Linked DNA regions of Homo sapiens: region 2 is linked to region 1. The links are chromatin loops, found by intact Hi-C in ENCODE. Cell type or tissue: heart left ventricle. All regions are shown on one strand. Each heading gives the region's core, and the rest is flanking DNA. Links, peaks and the distances in the headings are about the cores only. Region 1 overlaps BTNL9 (butyrophilin like 9). Region 2 has its middle 11 kb from the start of MGAT1.

What was found. A loop is a pair of places that touch in the nucleus more often than their neighbours do. Peaks named below come from ENCODE experiments on the same cell type or tissue, not always from the same donor. Only the 100,000 strongest peaks of a DNase experiment are listed, where the experiment ranks them.
Region 2: a loop joins it to region 1, with 2.8 times the contacts of the local background. A loop is called at or near these places in 7 of 110 quality-filtered maps.

What each region holds. Positions count from the first base shown.
Region 1 is chr5:181,048,729-181,056,948 of GRCh38, reverse strand. BTNL9 (butyrophilin like 9) reads right to left here. Exons shown (of 11, transcript NM_152547.5): 4 at 6,580-6,861; 5 at 3,633-3,749; 6 at 3,448-3,480; 7 at 2,690-2,710; 8 at 1,496-1,516; 9 at 934-960. Among named protein-coding and RNA genes, the nearest start is that of MIR8089, 9.4 kb to the right of the region's middle. RefSeq lists an enhancer at 2,975-3,539. In heart left ventricle, for the core only: no CTCF peak of the experiment used is centred there; DNase peaks (open chromatin) are centred at 3,638 and 4,245; H3K4me3 peaks cover 2,812 bases; H3K27ac peaks cover 4,276 bases; H3K27me3 peaks cover 7,258 bases.
Region 2 is chr5:180,809,592-180,817,987 of GRCh38, reverse strand. It overlaps a transcript of MGAT1 not described here. Among named protein-coding and RNA genes, the nearest start is that of MGAT1, 11 kb to the right of the region's middle. RefSeq lists an enhancer at 3,393-3,652 and silencers at 6,887-7,136, 7,807-7,856. In heart left ventricle, for the core only: CTCF peaks have their summits at 940 and 4,367 (motif pointing left); DNase peaks (open chromatin) are centred at 7,017, 7,427, 7,777, 8,057 and 1 weaker place; H3K4me3 peaks cover 7,175 bases; H3K27ac peaks cover 6,707 bases.

The sequences.
Region 1 (8,220 bases), core at 1-8,000:
GATGTGAGCTGGCAATTTTCAGTAGAGGAAGTCCCCAGAGCCAACTAGCATATACAGAGATGCTCAATCTTCTCAGCATTCAGAGGTTGCAAACCTAAAGAACAATGAGCCATCACTTATCCCCACTGATTGGCAAACTTGGAATGCTGGTTCACATGAGATGTGGGCACATGGAATCTCACTGCATGGCTGGTGGCAGGATAACGACACTGCCTTCCTGGGATCCCACTATCCCCTTAGTGGACATACCCACCATGGGCCAGCAGTCCCCCTCCTAGTTATATACCCCAGAGAAATCTCCACACAGCGCCGTAAGGCAACACGTTTGAGACTATGCATTCAGTGTTGTTGTGGAGTTAGAGGCAGCCTGGATACCTTCTCCAGGAGGGTGGCTGGCTAAAACGAAGCACTCTGCAGTAAGGAGGAAAAACAGACTGAATGCACACGAGTGGCAGCGATGGATATTAAAGCATGATGATGCATACGGGAAAAGCAAGGAACATCACAGAACCATAAATGTCACTTACATGAACTAAGATGCATATGCATACATCGATATTCACATTTTGCAAGAATATATACAAAATATATACATTAGACTGTCTGCATTATGGGTGAATAGAGGGAGGTATGCAGAGAAGTATTTACATGTACAGCAACACACTCATGCCAGAACCATGAGTCTGAGTCTTGGAGGATGGGCACCAGGAGTCGAGGTAACTCTGATATGTAACCAGGATTGGAACTAGTGGTTTGCAGTACACTTAGTCCTCAGGACAGAGTATGACCTCTACCCAGTGACATAGATTAACACATGCTGTGTGAGGCCACGGAATGCAACCAGAATGAAGCCTGATTGGTTAATCAGGTGAGTTGGACTGGGGTGCTCAGATATAAATGAGGAGGAGTCAGAGAGAGATGGGTTCCACTCACCAGCCTGGCCTTCAGCCCGTCTCCAGTCTGAAGCAACCAAGGGAAAACAGGAAATTAGCACATCAGGACCCCAAGCTTCCCTGCTCACACATCACATCTTGCACCCACCCTGTCCCGCACCCCCCACCACCCACATAGCCAGCAGGGGTCCTGCCTGGGCATCATACCTGGTTGGGAGATGAGAAGAAGATATATGGGGAATCAGATGCAAAATGATGAATGAGGAGAAATAGTTCTTTTTTTTTTTGAGACAGAGTCTCGCTCTGTCGCCCAGGCTGGAGTGCAGTGGCGCCATCTCGGCTCACTGCAAGCTCCGCTTCCCGGGTTCACGCCCTTCTCCTGCCTCAGCCTCCCATGTAGCTGGGACTACAGGCACATGCCGCCACGCCGGGCTAATTTTTTGTATTTTTAGAAGAGACGGGGTTTCACTGTGTTAGCCAGGCTGGTCTCGATCTCCTGACCTCGTGATCCACCCGCCTCGGCCTCCCAAAGTACTGGGATTACAGGTGTGAGCCACTGGACCCGGCCCTGAGGAGAAATAGTTCTAAGAGGGGTCACTTACCAAGCTCTGTCTGAAGCTTTTCTGCAAGCAGAACACACAAAGAAAACTTCAGCCTGCAGGTGGGTGGAACCATCTTCCCAAGACAGGCCACTGGGAAGAGCTTCCTTAGTCTTAAGCCACTGCTAATCACAGCTTCATTTTTTTTTTTTTACAGCTTCCTCTTTGCCCCTTCATTGCCCTCAAAAAGAGGCCCATCTGCAGGACTCTTATGCCTCATCCTATCTTAGCTCAAAGGTGGAAATCTGCACACAGCCTAGAAGGGATACCAGATCTTAGTACTGACAGGCCTCTTCCCAGGGTTGGGGTTGTTCCTTCTGCCTGAAATCACAAGCTTCCTGGGGCGGAGCTCCCGCCTAAGTGCAGGCACTGAGGGCCGCCTACGTGAGCCTCACGGTCACTCACCGGGTGCGTTATCTGAAGGACTGGAAGGACATCACACCCAATTATTTCCCCAAATAATTACCAAGGACTCCAACATTTTGCTACTAAAAATGCATTCCTTTGATCTGTCCACCCAATGTCAAGCTCTTTCAAAAGTAAATGCTCCTGGGAGAGGCATTCATGCTATAGTGTTATGACTTACAATTCAGACTATAGCCTTAATGACTTATTAGGGCTATGTTTTTCTCATTCCCCTTGAAGGGCGAGGTAGACTGCCAGACAAGCTTTCCCAACCTTACAGTTTCATCTGAATTGCCCCCCCAACCCCAACACCATGATGGCCTTTTCCTCCATTCCCCCTCCCTTGGGTTCACTCTCTCTTCCTCTCTACAGAGACACATCCCATGGTTTCACGTCTCTGAGTCCCTCTGGGGAGAAAAGTGGATCTGAGAAATTATTTCCATTTTGGTGCAAATTAAAGGTGCCACCCTTCCTAGTGCCATTTGCATTAAAAAGAAAAGGATATTTTAAGAAGATGAACCGGAGACAGTAAACGTTTTATGATGAATTTTAACTGAATTGTCTAATTTGCAGGGGAGGAGCTGGCAGGGTCTGTGCAGAGGGTCTCGGGCAGCTGCACGGTGGCAGGCAGCCATCCTTTCAGCCCCTTAGCAAGGGAAGAGGTGGAGGCTCACAGGGATGGTTTAGAATTAGATAGTTGCCAGCCGCTGTCCAAAGGGAGCCCCTCCTCCCACTGCACAGGCACAGGGTCCGGCTGACAGGCAGCACTGTGGCCCCGCACCCAGAACTTACCCAGCTCTGCAGTGAGTTTCTCTAGAGAAAAAAAAAAAAAAAAGATGAAGAAAAGGGGAAAGACTCTCAGGTTGGGGAATGAGGCAGACAGAACAGATGGGTGAACACTGAGGCCTCACCTCCGATGCGGCACTCCCACCCGCGGTGGTCTGCGGGCCCAGGCTGGGCTGGAAGTGAGGCTCCAGGCAGGGGATGGGGAAGTGCGCACCCTTGGCTGCCCTTCTGCATAGGAGGGTGACCCAGCGCCCTCCCTCCTGCTAGTGTGAAAATCAGGGTCGGAGCCTCCCAAATCTATTAGCTCGGCGGAAACGTTAAGCCCCGGACACTGCCTCACGTAACTGGGCTGTTTTCTCGGTGCCTGACCGCCGCTTCCTGACCCTGTGCGGAGATGTTGCGCATCCGCCCGACTCCCTGTGCGCTATGAAAACCTGGACGAGGTGGCGCTGGCAGCAGAGACCCTGGTCACCGCTCCCTCTGTACAGTGTGATGTGAAGCTCCGAGGGCGTAACGACAGCAGCCGGTCAACCCTGACATCTGTGCACTAGCCTCCGTGGAAAATGCAGCCGTTCCGCACCTCCGCTTTTGTCCATATGAACGATCTTCCCCCTTCCCCACCGGGGTCACCGATCCCCGTTCCCCGGTGGCCGCCCTGACACCTCGCGCTGGAATAAACCCTCGTAACGGGACCCACAGCCTTTAGATGACGGCGGGTTTTGGCACTTGGGCAGGTGCGTGCAGAACGCCCTGTCCCCGCTCACCTTGTCTCTTCTCCGCCTGCTTCCTCAGCTTTTCTGAAGGGAAACGGGAGCGGAGAGGGCTGAGTGCGCGCCCCCGCCCCTTCCAGGCCGCCTTCCCGCGCCGCGTCCTGGGGGGAGGCGCCTCCGCGGCCCCGGGGTTCAGCACCGGCCGGTGCCCCTCCCCGCCCCGCCGCCCGCGCCGGTACCTCGGCTTCTCCGCTGCTTCCGGAGGACGCCCAGCGCCAGCGCCGCGAGGACCAACAGCAGCGGCAGGGTCGCGACGAACGCGCTCTTCCACGCAGAGGCTCCGGGTACGAACACGTCTGGAAAACACCCGCGGGGGCCGTGTCGGTCCAGGCGCCGCTGAGCACCGAGAGGCGAGACCGGCCTGCCCGCCGCGTGCCGGGAAACCTCCCGCGGGACCTTCTCCGGGCGCCACCGCAGCCGCCTGGGAAACGGGCGTGGAGCGGGAGCGCGCGCGGCGGAGGGGGCGGGGGCGCGCGCGGCGGAGGGGGCGGGGGCGCGCCGCGGGGCGTGCGGGAGGGAACCGCGCCCCAGCCCGGCTCGAGGCTTCTGCGGCCGCAGCGCCGCCCTCGCCCCGCGTCTTCCCGCCCTCGCCCCGCGTCCGCAGGCGGGAGGGTCCCAGGGGCTTGGCTGGCGGCGGATGTCCGGGGAGCTCCTGCTCGCACCCGCGCCGTCTGGTCCGCAAGTCGTCTCCTCGCTTGTTTGCAAACATCCGGCTTCTCCCTCGGTTCTTACCACGCTTTTGGAAGAAGTGAGAACCGAACCACGTGCGCGCGGCCTCGCAGCTCCCACGTCCCTCCCGGCTCCCCAGGGAGGACCCGCCCGCAGGCAGGACGTGGCCGGGGGCAGCGCCGACAGCACCAGCGGCGCAGGGACGCGCAGAACCCACCGGCCCTTCGCAAACCCTGTGGCGGTTGAATAGAGTAACTTTCTGTCTGTGTCATCTAGTTATTAGAAAATGGTGCTTTTATCTCAGATCTTTAAAAAATGTTCTTTTTATTGTAGTAAAATATACGTAACAACCTTTCCCATCTTAACCATTTTTAAGTGTACAGTTCAGGGGCATTAAGTGCATTCACCATGTCGTGTGCAACCATCACCCCCGCCCATCTCCAGAAGTTTCTTCATCTTTCAAAACTGAAACTCTGTACTTATTAAACAGTAATTCCTCTTCCCACGCCCAAGCCCCTGGCGCCCTCCGTATACTCTCCATCCCTGTGGACTTGACTCCTCTAGGTAATCCCACATCCGTGGAATCAGACGGCATTTGTTCTGTGTGTCTGGCTTATAAGTGACATCAGTGGACTGTGGTTTTTAATTTTGTTTTTCTAGCAGTGCATTTTTATTGTATGGTACAAAAACACTGGGTCACAATGGATTGGTCCTCACAACAGATGGTGTCTGAAGCAATGGCCTGGGGTCAAGGGCAAGGGCTCAGGGCGGACTGTCTCTCTGACCTGTGACCCTCCCCCTCGACCCTCTGGCCTCCTCGCTGTTCTGCCAGCAGCCGGCAGTTTCCCTCTCAGGCCCCTGGCTTTGCCCTTCCCGCCACCAGAATGCCTTCCCAAAGGTATCCATGTGAGTCACGCCCTCTGTAGAGGGGTCCGCGCATGCAAACATTTACCCATCTAAAAATTTTTATATAAACTTGTTTCATAATAAATATCAATAATATAAATTAAGATTTATATTAAAAGCTAAAAAGAAAATATTGGGTTTTTCCTGGTGCAAAAAGAGAGACTCTTTCCTCTTCCCCTCTCTTAGTTCATTTTCCTTAGAAAATATATCAGTTCTTTCTTTACAACCCAATAATGTTTTCCTTAAGGGCCACTTGTTTGAAATGTAAACATAAAAGAGAGAGCACTGCCGTGGAGATCCCTGTCTCATGGGAGTTTAGCTTAGCTGCGTGGCTCCAAGTTGTATGCCCTAGACGTATCACATGCTTGATTTTTCCTTTGGTTAAAGACAGTTGGCTCACACAGATGGCCATCCCAATTCCCACGGAATTTAGAACTGCTGTGGTAAGCGGTGTTGCCAGGTCCTCCTACTTGCAGACAAGTTATCATTTATCTTGAGAACATGTGTGCATTGGCTTGTATCTGACTGACTATATCAAAGGGGGAGTTTTTTTCTGTTATAATAAAATAGCTTTTGATTTGGACTCGTGTGAAAAGTGGCCCGTATGTTGGGTTTGTCCTTAAAATGTAAAACAATTAGAACCATGAACTTGAAACCCTTCAGTGGCTGCCTCATAATAAGACTTTAATAATGACCTTGCCTTCAGCTCACTGCCTACACGCCCACTTCCTGGACGTGCCTTTTGTAATCTGTGGACATGCCTCACTGCTTTCAGCCTGCTTCATTTTTCTCTACGGCACCTACCACCTTCTTCTTGTTTTTTTTTTTTTTGTTTTTTTTTTGAGACGGATTCTCGCTCTGTTGCCCAGGCTGGAGTGCAGATCTCGGCTCACTGCAACCTCTGCCCCCCGGTTCAAGCGATTCTCCTGCCTCAGCCTCCCGAGTAGCTGGGATTACAGGCGCCTGCCACTATGCCGGGCTAATTTTTGTAATTTTAGTAGAGATGGGGATTCACCATCTTGGCCAGGCTGGTCTTGAACTCCTGACCTCATGATCCACCCGCCTTGGCCTCCCAAAGTGCTGGGATTACAGGCGTGAGCCACTGCACCCGGCTGCACCTACCACCTTCTAACGTGATGTGACAGGATGCACTTCTTTTGCTTATTGTCTGTATCCCCCACTGGCATGGGGACCTGAGGGTAGGGACTGGGGTCACGTTGTGGAAACTCAATACATACTGTTTGAGAGACAGCATTACGAATCTATTGGCTCCCATGATGCCTCTGATGAGCAGAGTTGATGGGTTTTAGTGTATGGCCTTAGGCACAGAAAGGCGGGCTCTCTGGGGCCTCTCTCACTGACTGTTTGGGTTCTCAGTAGCGTTCTTAGTGTGTTCCTAATATCCAAGGTGCTGACTTTTCAGGTGTCAAGGCCAACACACCCTATATGCAGACAGGCGCAGTACCATTGTGTCTTTATAGACTGCCTTTGGGCCAATGTGTATGTACACATGAGGACTAGGAAGATGGGTGTGAGCTAACAGCCACTGACCTGCTATCTGGACCACCAACTCTTTCTTCTGGCTCAAGAGGAGATTCTGGATGGAGACGGACACATTGCTGAGGGCTCCCGCTCGGACAACCACAGATGTTTCCAGACTGAACAGGTCCTGGGCATCCCAGACGATGGCTTCAAACTCTGGAGGCAGGCACTGTCCCTGGTGGTCTCTCCACTGAACCTTAGGCTTGGGGTACCAGCCACTGGATCTGAGCCTCAGCTGAATGCCTCCTTCCTTGAAGCCCTCAAGGGAGAGGTGAGGGTCTGAGCCCAGCCCTGGTGGAGGCAGGAGGAGTGGGAAAGGTCAGGCTTCTTCTGAGAAATCACGCATAACATTCCTGCCACTGTTCAGCATTTGCAGTCACCATAAAGCATCATGAAGTGTGACTGCTATTAAGACGTGTGTGGGCTTGGCGCTCCCCGCCCATGGACGGGAAATGACAGTCTAAATCAGTGGTAGCATGTGGGGACAGTAATGCCCCTGAGGGACATTTGGAAATGTGAAGGGGGTCATTGGGTGGGGAAGGGCTCCTGGCATTTAATCATGTTAGGCAAGGGACAGTTTCCCTAGAATGAAGAATAGCAGCACCCTAAATTCTAATAATTAGAGTTGTGACTCTTCTCCTTCTCTTGAATTCCCCCAGAGCTCTAGTGCCTGCATTATACACACTCCCTTATCTCTCCATCCTTGTGGAACTAGCATTATATTTTGAGTATGCAAAACATTAATGTGGCATAAATGCCAATGCTGTACAGAAATGTGTATCAGGAAAAAAGCGCCATCCTTCCCGTCATCACACCTCACCCTCAGCGGCCAATCTCATCAGCTTCTAGTTTATCCTTCCTATGTTCCCTTTTGCAATGTTTCTCCTTCTTTCTTACAAAGCAAGTGTATGTTATCGAACCTTGCATCTTACTTTTCTCTCTTAACAATACTAGAAATCACTCTGCATCCATTCAGAGACCACCTCATCATTGTTTCAGATGCATAATACAGATTACTCCATTGGGTGGATAGAGCATACTCAGCTTTTATGCTTGGACATTTAGGTGGTTTCCACTATTTTGCAATTGTTTTTAAAAAGCTTTACAAAGATTAAACTCATACATATGCTTTTTTCATATTGGAGGTATCGGAGGTGGAGTAAGTTCCTGGAGGTGGGATTGCTGTGTCAGAGGGTAGCCACACAGCTAGTCCTCTTAAGTATTACCAAATTTCCCTGTCCGGGAGCTTTCCAACTTTGAATTCCACTAACATAGTATAAGACAGCTTTCTTCTCCATAGCTCCATTAACAGTACATGGAAGAGCTTTTGAAATTTTGCTAGTCTGACAGTTAAAAAAAAATTGCATTTTGACATAGCTTTGATTTGCCTTTCTCTCACTATGAGTAATTTTGTTACTCAATATATTATATATTATATATATTATATAATATATATTATTTTTATATTATATATATTTATATATCATATATATGATATATTATATAACTAATATAATTATATAATATTATATAACTAATATAATTATATAATATTATATAACTAATATAATTATATAATATATAACTATATAATTAATATATAGCATACTATATATATCTATATCTATATATATAGATAGATATATATAT
Region 2 (8,396 bases), core at 322-8,321, 240 kb after region 1:
TATTAACCCCCAGAAGTTTGTGCCCGCCCCCCCTTTTTTTTAAACTTGCCTTGAATGCCACCTAATGAGTGCTTGCTGGGGCGTGAAACAGTCTTGAACCTACATTCTTGCATTGTTTTGGAAGGCGTCCTGTGTTGATACTGAGTGGGGGCCTCGTACAGACCACATTTTGTCACAAAATAAGGTAGAAAAGAGTGAATCATACACCTGGAAAAAGATCAGAGAACTGTGCTTTGAAAGATTAATAGATGTGTTTCCCTTTTTATGACGAATGAAGATTATTACTGACAATTATTTAAAATGTTTCTAATAATTACAATGGTTGTTCTAGTTTAAAACTCATTTCACAAAAGATAAAGAATTATACAGTTCTAATTAAGGTTTGGGAGTAATAGTTAAAACTGGTTTTCCCCAAAGTACTTTTCAACTGTTCCTGCACAAGGAGATGAGTAAAGAATTTGCTCAGGGTCTGTGATGAGCTGGACCCTGGAATGAAGACCAGAATCCAAGCTCCTGACCTCAGACCCAGCTTAGATGATAAGGAGCGTAAATACTCATACTGGAGTTTGGTTGTTCTTGAAGAGAGATTTATGATCCCCAAACCAGGAGTTCCTTTTTCCCCTGGTTGCTTTCAAGACCTTGTGGTGACCCACCTACTCCCAGGAGGCAATCCTGATTAATTTTACTGCCTCCAAACCGGTCTTTGTGTCAGCACTTCTGAATTGACTTCAGTCTTTTGTTTCTTTGTTATTTCTTAAGAGTGAATTTCCTTTCTCCATGTGACCTGAAATATCTTGAAGGCAAAAGACGCTTCTATTTATAACTGTGCTTCCTTGACCTTCCTCTCCCACCCTTCTCCCTCCATACCCCTCTTCCTGCCTCCCTGCCGCCCCTCCCCTTCCACACACAAGTGGAGGCCCAGTGCAGGAAAACCTCAGCCTCCTGGCGTCAGGAAGGTTTCAAATTCTCACTGGTAATGGACACACACCGTCTGGAGGAGCTGGGCTGAAAAATTACTGGCCTGGACAAATGCTCCTGATTTAAATGTAAATTCAGACTTAAAAAATAGACCTGGTGATATTCAGAACTTACAATATCGTTTAAACAGACTGGCTTTCTCTGTGAAGATCACTCTTTAGGAGCCCTGAAAAGGAGAGGCCAGGTGGGAAACGGGAACTATGGGAACTGCTTCCTCAGGGAGGGGAGTGCAGGGCTCTCCACCAAGTGCCCCCTGGAAGCTCAATGCCCAGCAGCGCCAGGCGCCTTCCGATTGTATCTGCGAACCTAAAGCCCTCAGATGTTTATGCAGCTCTTTGCGGTTTTAAAAGGGTTCCCACACACATGGTTTCACCTGATCCTCATGAGTGCCTTGCCAGGGGTGAAGGACAGATTTCATTATCCTCGCTTTATGAAGAGGAAACTGGATCCCTGGAGTCCACGGAAATGAGAGGAGCCAGGATCTGAGCCCACCCATAAATATTCATTGAATTGCACTAATATAGAAATATATGATTATTTTAAGGTAAACAGAATGTTTGTCCTTAAGAAGCTCATATCTAATTGTGGAGAAATGTTCAAAAATTTTTTTTTTATTTATTTTTGAGATGGTGTCTTGCTGTGTCACCCAGGCTGGAGTGCAGTGGCACGTACTCGACTCACTGCAACCTCCGCCTCCCAGGTTCAAGCGATTCTCCTGCCTCAGCCTCCCTACTAGCTGGGATTACAGGTATGCGCCACCACGCCCGGCTGATTTTTGTATTGTTAGTAGAGATGGGGTTTTACCATATTGGCCAGGCTGGTCTCAAACTTCTGACCTCAGGTGATCCGTCTGCCTCGGCCTCCCAAAGTGCTGGGATTACAGGCATGAGCCACCGCACCCGGCTCCAAAATAAACGTAATTAAAATAACCATACAAGGAATAAATAAGGCAAGACCAGACATCCTTCATTGTAAAATGAGGCGAGAAAGTGCTGTGATTTTTTAGGGGACTTAGGTAACTGTTACCCCATGATTGAATGGAACTGAAATTTCTGTATCTTCCACCCCAACTCCATTCCATGTTCCTGCTGAATATTCTGGGTTTTGCTAGAATTCCTTATGACACATAAAAAGTCTTCAGCTCTACGCCTTAGGCATGGCGATGTCTGGGTTTGTCACGTCATCTTCAGTCCTGTATTTACAGTGCAACTCAGGGCCAAAACAAAAAAGAATTTTTTTTTTTAATTTAAAAAGTCACAGGGAACATGAAAAAGGGGAAGAGGGAAATTTGTCTTCAGTGTTGCAGGAAAGTCCACCCTCTCCTTCTAGGGGTGGAACTTAGTGGATCTAATGAATCACACATGAAAAGAGACGTAAAAGAGGAAGGAGTTTCAGGAGGGTATTGGCCAGGTCAAAGGAGAGGGTGGAGGAAAAGAGCCACGAAATAACCGGGAGACAAGCTTTCGGAGGCTTTTGACTGACTGGATGTGGGAATGTTGTGGAAGACTTCTGGCCTGCCATTTCCTGAGAACGGGACTGCTGAGAGAGGAGCTGGGAGGAGCACTGCAAATTTCACTTTGGACACGTGAGTCAGAGGTATCTGTGAGGGGACTGAGTTGGGAGGGCAAGCAGGGAATTGGACATGTGGGCCTGGAGCACAGAGAAGGGACTTGAGCATGCATATTTGGGTGTTCCCTCCAAAACTTATGTTGAAACTTAATCCCCAGAGTGGCAGCATGGAGAGGTGGGGCCTTTAAGAGGTGATTGGATCATGAAGGCTCTATTCCCACTAATGAATGGATTCATCATGGGAGAACTGGCGGCTTTATAAGAGAGGAAGAGAGACCTGCGCTAGCACCTTAGCACGCTCAGTCCCCCTGCCATGTCATGCCCTGAACCCCTCAGGACTCTGCAGAGAGTTCCTACCATCAAGAGGGCTCTCACCAAATGCAGCCCCTCAACTTTGGACTTCTCAGCCTCCAGAGCTGTAAGAAATAAATTCCCTTTCCTTATAAATTACCCAGTTTCAGATATTCCTTGTTTTTAATTTTTAATTTTTTTTTTTTTTTGAGACAGAGTCTCACTCTGTCGCCTAGGCTGGAGTGCAGTGGCGCGATCTCAGCTCACTGCAACCACCGCCCCCCCGGGTTCAAGCGATTCTCCTGCCTCAGCCTCTGGGGTAGCTGGGATTACAGGCACCTGCCACCACGCCTGGCTAATTTTTATATTTTTAGTAGGGATGGGGTTTCACCATCTTGGTCAGGTTGGTCTTCAACTCCTGACCTCATGACCCACCCGCCTCAGCCTCCCAAAGTGCTGAGATTACAAGCGTGAGCCACTGCACCCGACCCCAGTTTCAGATATTCTGTCATAAGCAATAGAAACAGACTAAGTATCTTTGACATGGAGTGGATACTGGAAGCCATGTGACTTCTGTGGGATCATCTCGAAAGAAAGTGTAAAATGAGAAGACACAAGGGCCCAGGAAAGAGCCCTAGGGAACTCCGCATTTGTACAGCAAGTGGTGGGTAAAGAGAGAAAAGGGAGAAGCCTGCTAGGATGCTGAGGAGGAGCAGCCAGAGGAGGGGGAACCCCAGAGAGCGTGCTGGCGTGGGAGTCAAGAGAAGTGTGTCAGAAGAAGGGAGCGGTTGACAATGTCAGAAGCTGCCAAGAGGCACAATAAGATTGAGGGAACAAGTGAGTGTGGTTGTTTCTTTATGGGCCAGAATTTTAAATACCAGGATGAAGGGCACCTAACAAATAGCAAATACACAAACTAACTTTTGTACCTACCAGACTTCAGACTAAAATCGGTACAAAGAATACTCGCCAGGGTAAGGAGAAGCCCAGGAAATTACAAGAGATATCTAGTTTCTGAAATGAATTACAATGATCATCTGAACAAATAGTGTGAAAAAATATACACCTGAAAAAATGTGTGAAAATGGCCAACAAAACATTGAAAATCAGGGTTACTGGGGAAGACTTTTACTGCCAGTTATTAAAATTTACTATCAGCTGTATTGACTGGAACAGCTGCCAGAATAGGTAATTCAACAGCCAGGATGGGAAGCCCTGATACATAAGTTTGGTGGGGACTGTAGGTAGCCCCTCTGGCTACCTTCTTTCTAGTTGAATAGGTTACATATCTAACTCCCTTGCAATTAGGTTCACCTACTCAGGTGCCCTTGAGTTAGACTTGAAAGGCAGAAGACAGCAGAGGCCATTTTACTGCTGCTTCTGATGGAGATGCGAGGCTTCCATAGGAAAGAGGGGTCCACTGGTATAAAGAGCCCGACAACCATGTTCTCCAGATGTTCAGTCCCTCTTGGCCACCCCACACCAAATGACAGTCCGCGAGACTCTGCCCATGGAGACTCCACCTGCTGGTCCTCTAGGTGGAGTAACTGATAACAAAAATCTCTAGCTTACTCCTAAGTGTTTATTCTGAAGGCAGTATGTACAGCAAGACCAGACTTTTGGCCCAGCTAGCGGTGACTACTGCAATGTCAAAAGAGCACATAAACAGACTTAAAAAGCAAATGACAAACTGGGAAAATTGCTGTAACATAGGTAACAAAGGGCTGATATTCTATAAAGAGTTCTTGCAAATGAATAAGACAAAGATGAATCCAAGTGGGCAAAAGATATGCTGTAGGCAATCTGCAAAAGTGATGCATAAAAACAGGTTCAACATTACTAGCAATTAGTGGAATAAAACTTAAAACAACAATGCAAAACCATCGTTCTATCATATTAACAAAGATGACAAAAAATGGTGTGACAGTGCAGGGTGTGGAGAAAAGTTGGTGTCAAAGCTGTGCCATCTTTCTGTGTATCTTTCATATCAAACAAACGCCTTCAACAATGAGCACACCTTTCGACACGAGTTCCCAGACTTTATCCTAAAAAAAAAAAAAATGACGTGCACACAGATTTAGCTACAAGTAATTTTGCAAAAGTGAAAAGTTGAAAACAACCCAAATGTACAAAAATAGGGGAGATAATTATGGTACATTTGTATAATAGTATGCCACTTGGTCATTAAAAATGCCATAGAAGTATATTTTTCATAAACTTATTTCTAGCTGCTGGTTTTACAGGTGGTTTTTGCTTTTTTATTTTATCATTTATATTTTCCTGTAATTATTGCATATTTTTTAATAATTTTTTAAAACCGGCAATTATATGGTGAAAAGGAGAGAAGGGCATTAGTAAATTCTGAAGCAACTGAAATTAAATTGTAATTGCTCATTAATAAATAAACATCATTACATACTAACATTTACCTTAAATAAACTAGATTTCATTTTTCTACTATGGGAGGAAAGACCTAAAATACAAATTGACTCGAATTATAGAAAATAAAGTTACAATTCAGGAATATCTGTCTTTGGACTGTGAAATTTGTACCTGTTATGTATGTGTGTGTGTGTGTGCCTGTGTGTGTGTGCGTGTGTATAAAAAATATTTGGAAAGATATCCACTAGTTTAAAAGTGGTTCCTTTCAGCAGGGTGGGATGAGAGGGGGACAGGAGACAAATTTTTATTTACACAACTCTGTATGACTTGTTATAACAAGCACGAAAAATCGAAGGTCACTTAAGTAAAAATGGTTATAATTATGAAAATACTTAGAAATATGTAAAGTCTCTATGGTATGATTAGAAATCATAATGCAAAATCTGTATACTGTGCTTATACCTATGTTCATATATTTCCATGTGAGAGAAGCCCGAAGGGGAATACTCTGCGGTGAAAGTAGCTTTTCAAGTTCATTCATTGGTTCATTTATTCCACAAATGTGTGCTGAGCTGCTACCATGGGCCAGCCAACTGTTGCAGCCACCGGGATATAGCAATCAAAAATCAAATGTGCCTCCACTCAGGGAACTTAAATTCTAGTAGTGGGAGACAGACAATACATGGTAAACCCGGCGAGTATTTCAGGAAGTGGTGAGCGTCCTGGGAAAAGTGGAGCAGGCCAAGGGAGACTAGCAGTGCTCTGGGTCAGGGGCAGGTTTAAACAGGTTGGTCAGGAAAGGCCTCACTGAGGTGACATGGGAGGAAAGATTTGAAAGAGCTGAAGGGTTCAGTCCTGGAAATGCCTGGAAGGGGTGTTTTACAAATAGACAACAGCCGGTGCAGAGGCCAATGCAGCTAACAGAGGAAGGGGAGAGCAGGTCAGACAGCTAGGCAGGCCAGTGGGTTGTCCGGCTCTGCAGCCATTGTAAGGACTTTGGCGTTTTATTTCAAGTAAACTGAGGAGCCGCTGTGCAGTTTGGAGCACAGAAACGACAGGATCCCTGTGGCTGCTGTACGGAAACCCAGCGACTGGGAGGGTAGGGAGGGCAGGGAGACCTAGGTGTTCAGGTGAGGGATGAAGGGGGGTGTGGACATGTTGAGGTGTTGCATCCTAGACACAGATTGAAGGTAGGGTCAACAGGATTTCTAGTCAGATTGTGTAGAGGGGGTGAGAGAGTGAAGCTGGCTCTTCTGGTTCTGGCCTGAGTAAATGGAGCCGCCATTAATGCCCATGGGAAAGACAGGTGGGCGGAGAAGGTTTGAAGGTGGGGGAAGAAAGGGTCTTATTTTCTTCTTCCTTGCAATAATATATCCCAAGCAATATAATTAAGCAATATGTATTTTTCCCTTTAAGGAAATTCCAAAAATTATATCGTTCCAAATAAAAAAATCATCTCCAGAGTCCTGACGCAGCAACCATTACATTCCCAGTAATGGAAATGTTAAGTCAGTCCGTGCTCTGGAGAAATCCCACGACAGAACACAGGCCAGGAGACCGGGCCTAGATTCCGGTTTTCGAACCGTGGGGGCAAACACGGAGGCTGCAAATCCATCCCCAGTCCGGCAAGATTCTCGAACATGTCGGGAGAGGGCTGCATAGGAACTTCAAAAACGAGTAGCGGCTCCCCTGGATTCAGCGTGAGGGGGAAACCGCGGGGCAGGTTCGAAACTCAGGAGTCCGACGTCTGAAGGAGCGGGAGGCTGCTTCCGAGGAGCCCGGGGCACGACGGGAAGGGCCGCGCCGGCCAGGCAGCCCTCCTCCCGGCAGCCTCGGGCAGGCCGTTCACGCGCCGGCGACGGCGGGCCCGGCCGCAGGTACCAACAGCACCTGTCAGAGGGCAGCGCGGGCGCACCCTGCAAGGGCCCTGCCTCGTCAAGAGAGGCAGCGAGAAACAGCAGCGATGAACGAAACAAAACCTTCCTCCACCACGGCTACACAGAGCTCGCGTCCGAGGAAGCGGGAACACACAGGCCCCGGTGCTTTCCGAAAGGCTTCTCGCCAGGACCCGCGACCAGCGTGGGGCGGAGGGGGGGGGTCACCCTTTTTGAGAAACCAGGTCAAGCAGGCCGTCGCTGGGCGACCTTTGGGCGGAGGGAGAGGGCAGGGCTGCACCGCACAGGTTCCGCCCCTACTTCAGCGTCCTCGCCCCTCCCAAGCTCCGCCCAGCACCCCAAGGGCCAACCCCCCCGCGACGCATGCGTGCTTCTTCCCGCGCGGCTCCACCTGCCGCGCGCTTCCGCTGCTGGCCAGTCTCTTCTGCCCCTCCCCCTCCTGTACGGCCGCTACTCTGCGCCCGGCTTCCTTCTCACAACCTGGTTCTGCCCACACCTGTTCTTCAGCCCTGTGAACAGTGGCTGTAGAACAGTCTCAGGCCCTGCAGACCCACCTCCCTCGCTCCCGTGGTGGCGGTGGTGACGGGCTGGGGACGTTGGGTAGAAAAATGGGCGGGATGTGGAACGCTGCGTTGCCGGGGCCCACTTCCGGAGGACGGGCGGAAGTGGCTGCGGTGGATGGTGGGAGGGGGGAAGGAGTGCGAGGGGAGGGCCGGGCCGCTGGGGGTCGAGGGGGTGGGGCCTGGGCCAGCGCTGGGGATCGGGCCTGGGGCCTGGATTGCGACCCGCGGCGGGCCGCGGCTCCTAGCCGAGACGGGGCGGGCGGGAACCAGGTAACGACCCGGCGCAGTTAGAGCGAGGGTCGTCCGCAGGGCGGACGGGTGGGGGTCAGAGTCCAGGAAGGGTCGCAGTGTCACCCTCTTCTCTTGTGAACACGGGGCACGGGGTTCCGGGGAGAAGGGTGGGAGGAGTTAAATTCTTGGAGGGGGTGGAGGTCATGTGGACGCCACGCCCCTACAGGAAGGAAAGGAGAGAGAGAGTGTGTGTGGATGGATGTGTGTTGAGAGAGAGAATGGATGTGTGTGTGTTTACGAATAAACTTGGAGGGGAGGGGGCAACAGGGGTGGGTTTTCGGGCTGAGAAATGGGAACACTGTGGGGCTGCTGCAAGCAGGACTTGGGCCTTAAACATTCCAGGAGAGTGTTCTCGGGAGTAGCCCCGGGAAGGACTTTAACAGAGGTTGGGAATTACATCTCTGGCACAGTTTTGCAAGCAGAGGGG